Linked DNA regions of Homo sapiens: region 2 is linked to region 1. The links are chromatin contacts, found by Hi-C or POLR2A ChIA-PET in ENCODE. All regions are on one chromosome and are shown on one strand. Each heading gives the region's core, a stretch centred on a gene start or an enhancer-like site at or near the end of the contact. The rest is flanking DNA. Distances are from core to core; before and after follow the strand shown.

Region 1 (3,346 bases), core at 598-3,097:
TAAAAAGCAGTTAGCACAAATTAGAAATACTTCACAGCAGATGTGTTTTGTGAAAGGATATGCTAAAAAATTAAACAGAGAATACTTTCCGGTTATAATTTTAGAAAAATATTGTGCAATGAAGCAAATTTACAATTCACTTAAATCAACCTTTTTATAGAGTGTGTGCCTTCACGATAAAATTTTGACAATTCTGCAATTTGTTTCAGTGTTTCATTGAGGGGGTGGAAATCCATCTGCTAGTTATTTTGGGGGACACCATTGCATCAATAAAATGATTCCTAAGCTGTACACAGACTTCATTTTAAATTAATGTGTAGCTGTTTTATAATGTGTAGCTGTTTTAAGTATAAGTGACTTAGTTAAAGGCAAAAGTTCCTATTATATGCATAATAGTAGGAATTTCTTTTTTCTTTCTGTCAAACACAATCCCAGGGTACTCTACTCTCTAAGAACATCTTGGGCCCTGGGTTCTGGCAGACGTTTCTTATTCTTACTTCACTGATCCCTTTTCGAGCTGCTGGAGGGACTTTTTTTTAAGTTGCTACCGTTGATACAGTTGCTATTAATCACCGTCTGCCATGTTGTGACGCAGGTTTAATAACATCTCATTGAGTGGCTCTCGCAAACTGGAGGCTTACCAACAGCACTAGCCTTTGATATTCGACTCACACCAGGAAAAAGAAAATGTAGAGTTAAAAAAAAAAAACACTGCAAATAGAAAAAAGAACAAAAACTGGAGAAAACAGAGTGAAATCAAAAACAGATAGCTTTCTGTGTGCAGCTTAGTTTGCCATGGGAGCAGTGAAGCTATAAATCTCAGCAGTGTTGTTTGAAAACTGAACATGAGGCTGCTAAATTTATCATTCATTCTTTGTTGTTTCAGGGAGGGGAAGAGCTAGCTGACTTGGCTAACTTTGGATTCTGCCCCCTCCCATCAGTAACGTTTCATTTTTCTCCAAATAAAATCAAAATTTGTTTTTTCCTGGATCAAAGAATACTGGGTGATTTTTACCAATGGTTGGGGAAAGAAGGGGGAAAGGAGGACTGGCTTTGAGTCATCCATGTGCTGTGGGAGTGTGTGATTTCTTCCACTTCATAAATGTGGGGACAGGATGGTTTTCTTTCGTTATAGAAAGAAAGGATATACACATCTCCTACTATATACTTTAAAAATCCATATGTAGAATGTAAAAGCATGGAGAAAGTTCACCACCACGAGGATATCTAGAGCCTCGTGAAGCTGCAAAATTCCCTCCTTTTGTTTGCACTGGTGCTCTATGTTGCACTGCACAGGGGGAAAAAAAAGGTAGAAAGCAAGCCTGCTACAGATGTGACTAGCTATGAATATTCATGAGTGCCATTGCTCCTCCTTTCCTAGAGCATCCAGGCCTTTCTGATCTTCCTCTTGCACAGCTCCCAGATGCTCCCCCTGCCACCCACCCCACACTTCCCCCACCTCAAATCTGCCCTCCCTGACCAACCCTGGAACAAGACTGCAGTTTATTTCGATAACATCCTGGCATGATACAGTGATCGGTGGCCTTAGAAGTGTGTTTGTGTGTGTGTGTGCATGTGTGTGTGTGTGGATATACTCCTGCACCAAAACAAAGGGGGAAAAGAAAAAAAATGTAATTATCTACAGTTTTATGAATTCAACTCCCCTTAATGTTCATTATTTAAACCAGCAGCAATTACAAGTTCAAAGGGGTTTAGAGGGCCAGCAACCCGCATAATCACTGCCAAATTAAGCGGGACTCATTCGTCACAGGAGAGTACACCCTGAGCAGTGAATCATGCATGCCGTGACAGGCTCTGATTTACATAAAGCAGAAATCTGTGCCCTCTGGGGCTGCACGTTACTTCTTCTCAGTAGCCCTGTGATACGTGAATTTTCTTTTGGTATTAGGAAGCTGATACTGCCTCCGACATGGCATAGCGTTCCGCTAAATATTGACAATAGCTTTTCACTTTAGTGTATACTTGAGCTCAAGTCACATGTTGGGCCACAATGTCAGTGCAATTCTGATTCTGGGAAAGAAAAGAATTTGTTTCCCCTAAAGTTTCTGAATTAAGTACTTTTATGATTAAAAAGAATGAGAGTTTGGTGGTACAGTTGTGTTTCCTTTTATCCCAATCTGTTCAGGTCCATAGTTAAAAATCTATGGTGCTGATAAGGAGCAAAAAAAAAAAAAAACCCTTAGACCTATGACCTAAGTGCCTGAAGGGAGTGATCCGTTGAGGAATGCCCCCTAAGGCCCTTTCCTGTTTGGCATTTAGAGAACTTTTGAGTGTTACCTAGTGACAGTTGGAGACGATAATTGAAGTAACCTGTGCTCTGAAGCTGGACTTTGTGTTACCAAACTTGAGAGGACTTCTGATTGGATGGTCCAGGAAACCTGCCTGAGTGCCGTCATCAGCCATTGAAATCTCTTGGGTCTAAACAATAAAAAATTCCAGAATTAAGTTCAAATCAAAATGCATTTGGTTTAGGATGATTGTGTCAGACACCAAAACAACATATGTAGATTTTTATCCCCCATTCTTAGATGTTCTCTCTTGTCTCTTTAGGCAAACCTTGGCACTATTTTATCAGTTGTTTTCTCTCTTTTGGGAAGAGCTCATTTTTCCATTTGTGGCTCAATCATCTTGGTGTTATGATGTCATTTCCCCACACAGTCATTCTCTTTTCTCAGATATAGTACTGCATCCACACTTAGGATTGGAAGCATTTGGGCTTTGAGAATTAGTTTGGCAATTTGGGAGATAATCGACCCTTGTTTTTGTGCTGACTTTGAAGTGCAGATAAAGGTCTTGTGGTTTTGTGTCTTGTAACTGGGTCTACGCTTCACATATATCTAAGCAGTGGGTTTAAGAAGTTCTTTGCAATAGATCACAGTAGTTTGTGAAGCAATGTGACAAAATGGACCCAAAGCACCCTTAAACAGGCTTCCTGGTGTTCTGCTATTGTTAACATTCTACCACCACCACTCAAAGCCTCCAAAATTTCATCTTGCCATTAAGTCTCTAGATACTTTGTTTCCCTGGGTTCTTGCCCATATCTTCCTCCCTGAGATTCTTCACCAAGTGGAGATTTTGTATGCTCAAGTGTGAAGTTACAGAAATGTTGTCTCTACTGTCACAAGTATACTGTAAGGTGGCCTGCTTATACTGGAAAGAGGAGTAAGCCAGGAATATCAGTCCCAGGTTAGTCCAGTTAAGAAACCAGGTTAAATGGACAAGTTGTTTCACCTCTCTGAGCTTCAGTTTCTTCAGTTGTAAAATGGGTATAGTCATTTCTATTTTGCTTAACCCAGAAGTTGTTATAAGGAGTGGTAGTTGTTAA
Region 2 (3,346 bases), core at 600-3,099, 65 kb before region 1:
CTGTTCCTTTAATCATGTCTCTGCGGGATTAAAGAATGGACATGGTAGCTTATGTGTATGAGTACTAGGAAGTCAGTCATTTTACTGTATCGAAGTTTGAAAGAAAAAAAAGGTATGATTTCTATAAAATGGGGACTATTTTGGCATAGAAAATTTCCTACCTGGCTTACCACATCAGTGATTAAAACACATATATAAGAGCATTCTGGCTTTTTACAGCAGACTTTAAAATTTGAAGGCCAGACTTGAGTGTATGTTGTCATACTCATGCCTATATTAGTCTTTTAAACAGGGTTTCAAGGTATTTTGATATTTTGTCCCACCGAATTGTCCAGAGTAGTTTCAGTGGGAAAGATTAATTATCTGCTTCAGGGCAAAGTCAACAGAGATATTGACTGAAATCGCATATGCTTATCCTAGGTTAAATCTTAGGGTTGATGTATAATGGAAAACGTGGGAGAGAAATTTATGTCCTTAGTATTAAATATATTATAATGTTTCATTGGAAATCAAGTTTGTAGTTTCGCAAAGAGTTTTCGCATTCAGAATTTATTAGCAAAACAGGCATATGGAAAACTGTAAAATGATTCAGTTTCAAAACAAATTATGATAAACACAAAAAATAGGGATGAATTGTACTAAATACAATGTTTTCATACACATTTTAAATTAAACTTTAATAGCCACATGCTATAAAACAATACATGTATTTATGTTGCTTTATAATTTTTGTGATTATGTTTACTATAATGATTCATAGAAACTTTACTTTGGAACCTAAAAATACCTTGTTTTATGACCTGATAGTGAAACAGCTACAGTTACACAGGTGAAAGTTCATCTTTTCCTCCATAGTGTTTCAGCAATGAACCAAAAGGAGGAGAAAAAATGTATATCACATTTTTAAAATATCTTAAGAAATAAACTTGGTAAAATGTGAAACCTGACTTTACTATCTTTCAAAGAGCACATGTCTAACAGTAAGCTATATAAATATGAACCAGACTTTTCATTCACTGATTTCTCTTGCTAAAAGCAGCCAAAGGAAGGGAGTTTGTCTTGTTAGTCACATTAGACGGAGGAAGAAAATCTGGTTTTTCAAGGATGGAATTAGGGTGCAGACTTGGGGCTCTGGGGAAGTAACTGGCCCTCTTTGTGTCTGGCTTCCCATCAGTAAAATGGGGTTTGATAATAAGTCTAGAGATCCCTAATTCTGTACCTGCTGAGTCAAAAGCTGCTTTGTATTTCACTGTGTATTTTGCCAGAGTAACGACTAGGAAGCAGCCCCTTGTTCCTAGAGCACTTTGAGAGCCTTAGATGAAAGACACAATATATGTACAAAGTATTATTATTATTGATGGGTTTGTGTAGCTCCCATTAACGCTGATGGGAGTTACGCATGTGAATTGGCAAGAGAATAGACCCCTCAGTGTTTAGAGCACATGAAATTTACATTTTTTCCAGTGCTGTAATTGAGATGTTGACAAATTGGAGAATATTGATGAGCCTTTGTTTTAAGTATTTCGTGCCAAGTTTGTTTTATTTTTCCTGGTTTGAACAATGGTATGGGTTCAGCCGCAATGAATAAAAAGGGTAGAGTAAAGATAACTTTGTATTTCAATATTTTGATGTGCCAATATGAAATAAATTGTCTTAGGCAAATGGAATATGCTGTTTTAATCATTAGCTATGCATGAAAGAAAAATTGATGTTGACATCTTTGCTGTAAAATCGTTGTAATGGGGCCTTCCTTACAATTCATTTTTGTAAAATTCATTTTGTACATTTTGCAGCAATTGAACAATCCCTGCACTGTGAATAGGCAGGATTCCCAGAAATACCGAGACAGTTGGCCCAGTAACTGCTGAGCTCACACTGCACACCACACGCACGTTAACCATACTGTTGCCAGACCCAGTTAACCTAAATACATTAGCATTCTAGAATCTATATTGCTCTAATCTTTCAGGACACAGGGCTGTACAAGCCAGCATAGTTCTCCCTAACTCTGCCACCTACCACGTCCCTCTGTTGATGTCCCCATCTATTTTCCAGGCGATGAGGCTAGAATTCCTCATAGCTAGATATTTATTTATGTATTATACAGTTGTTTAGCAATCATGGTGTTGAAACCTACAAATATCTCCTTAGTAGTGAATGTAAGTGTTTATAGGTAAGCAAATGTCTAAGATAGTATTGCACTTTTGAGCTTATAATACATGTTATAGTTATAAAATAGTATTTTTTTCCCACCAAAGTATTCCAGTTATATATTTAAAGAGGAGGAGGGGGCTTCAAACCCACTTACTGTGGGTCCTGAATATGTTCTACTGGGATTTCTTATTCAGTCTAGGAAAACTCTGTCAATGGAATGTTTTCATAGTGGCGGCAATCTCTTTAAAATAACCCTAAATACAATATGACAGATGCCATCTGGCATAATCTTTTGCTAGTTGCTTCTAACTTTTATTTTTCCTAGAGCTAAGTTCATCCAAAACTGGTCACTTACTGTTATGATAAATACAATGACATTTTTTTTCCTTCCTGTCCTCCTAATTGTGTCAAAAAAATTCTGTGAGACTATAATTGATAATTGAACATTGCCATAGAATAAACTGTTGTATATGGACTATTTACATTGCATTTTCTTTCTCTTTTCTCCCCCCAAATAAAATTTAAAATAATGCCATTCTTTAACCATCAGCAAACATCCAAAGATTTTCTGTTGATTTTTCTCAAGACTTTTTAGAGTAGTAACCATTAGAAGTAAAATTAAATTCTTCTAATAAATAAATGCTCTAGGAGCATGTAATGGTGCCCATAAATGCTTAAAAGGTTTCTATAATTGCTGTTAATTTTGAGTAATTTCTTCCTATATGTATCAACTTACTTGAGAAACCCAGATTTGGGATTTCTAGATTTTTTTTTTAACTGAGTCATGTAAAGGGATGTCTCCTGATGCCAGTTAGAGTTTAATTTAGAGTAGTAATTAAACTTGAATACTGCCTCATAAACAAAAGATAAACAATAAACCAGCCACGTTCCCTGCTGTTTCATAGCTTTCTTTCCCAGATGTTTTAGCCTGATAATTTTTACACAGTGAACTACCTAACATGGAGTTTTGTGGACAGAGGTAGAAAATGAGTTTTCTTTTTTGGTGTTTTTTTTTTTTTTTTTTTTTTTTTTTGGTTGTTTTTTCCTGGCAATCCTTTTTTCCTTCCAAAAAGCAAAATGCAAAGGATTTTTCATTATTTAGATTTTTTTAAAACTCTGGTGAAATAGATATTTAATGGAGATGTGCTTTAATGGTAACTATGGTTTTTTTCCTTAGATATTGCTTTTTTTT

What was found. A loop is a pair of places that touch in the nucleus more often than their neighbours do. ChIA-PET counts read pairs that join two places held with the same protein, here RNA polymerase II (POLR2A). Pooled maps may share reads with other maps.
Region 2: a loop to region 1 is called in a pooled map of left cardiac atrium, with 2.0 times the contacts of the local background. The contact joins two enhancer-like sites. A Hi-C loop is called at or near these places in 25 of 168 maps with a recorded cell type or tissue (Calu3, Right ventricle myocardium inferior, Right ventricle myocardium superior and 12 more), 1 of 37 single-sample maps with no recorded cell type and 26 of 50 pooled maps. POLR2A ChIA-PET finds 5 or more read pairs at or near these places in 4 of 52 experiments (BJ, GM12878, HepG2 and 1 more).

The regions. Positions count from the first base shown.
Region 1 is chr15:37,013,697-37,017,042 of GRCh38, reverse strand. The region is part of intron 8 of MEIS2 (Meis homeobox 2); the gene reads left to right. Among named protein-coding and RNA genes, the nearest start is that of MIR8063, 42 kb to the right of the region's middle. Within about 2 kb of position 1,847, at least 8 of the 41 ENCODE cell types and tissues checked have a DNase peak (open chromatin) inside an H3K27ac peak, as active enhancers do.
Region 2 is chr15:37,078,447-37,081,792 of GRCh38, reverse strand. The region is part of intron 7 of MEIS2 (Meis homeobox 2); the gene reads left to right. Among named protein-coding and RNA genes, the nearest start is that of MEIS2, 20 kb to the left of the region's middle. Within about 2 kb of position 1,849, at least 2 of the 41 ENCODE cell types and tissues checked have a DNase peak (open chromatin) inside an H3K27ac peak, as active enhancers do.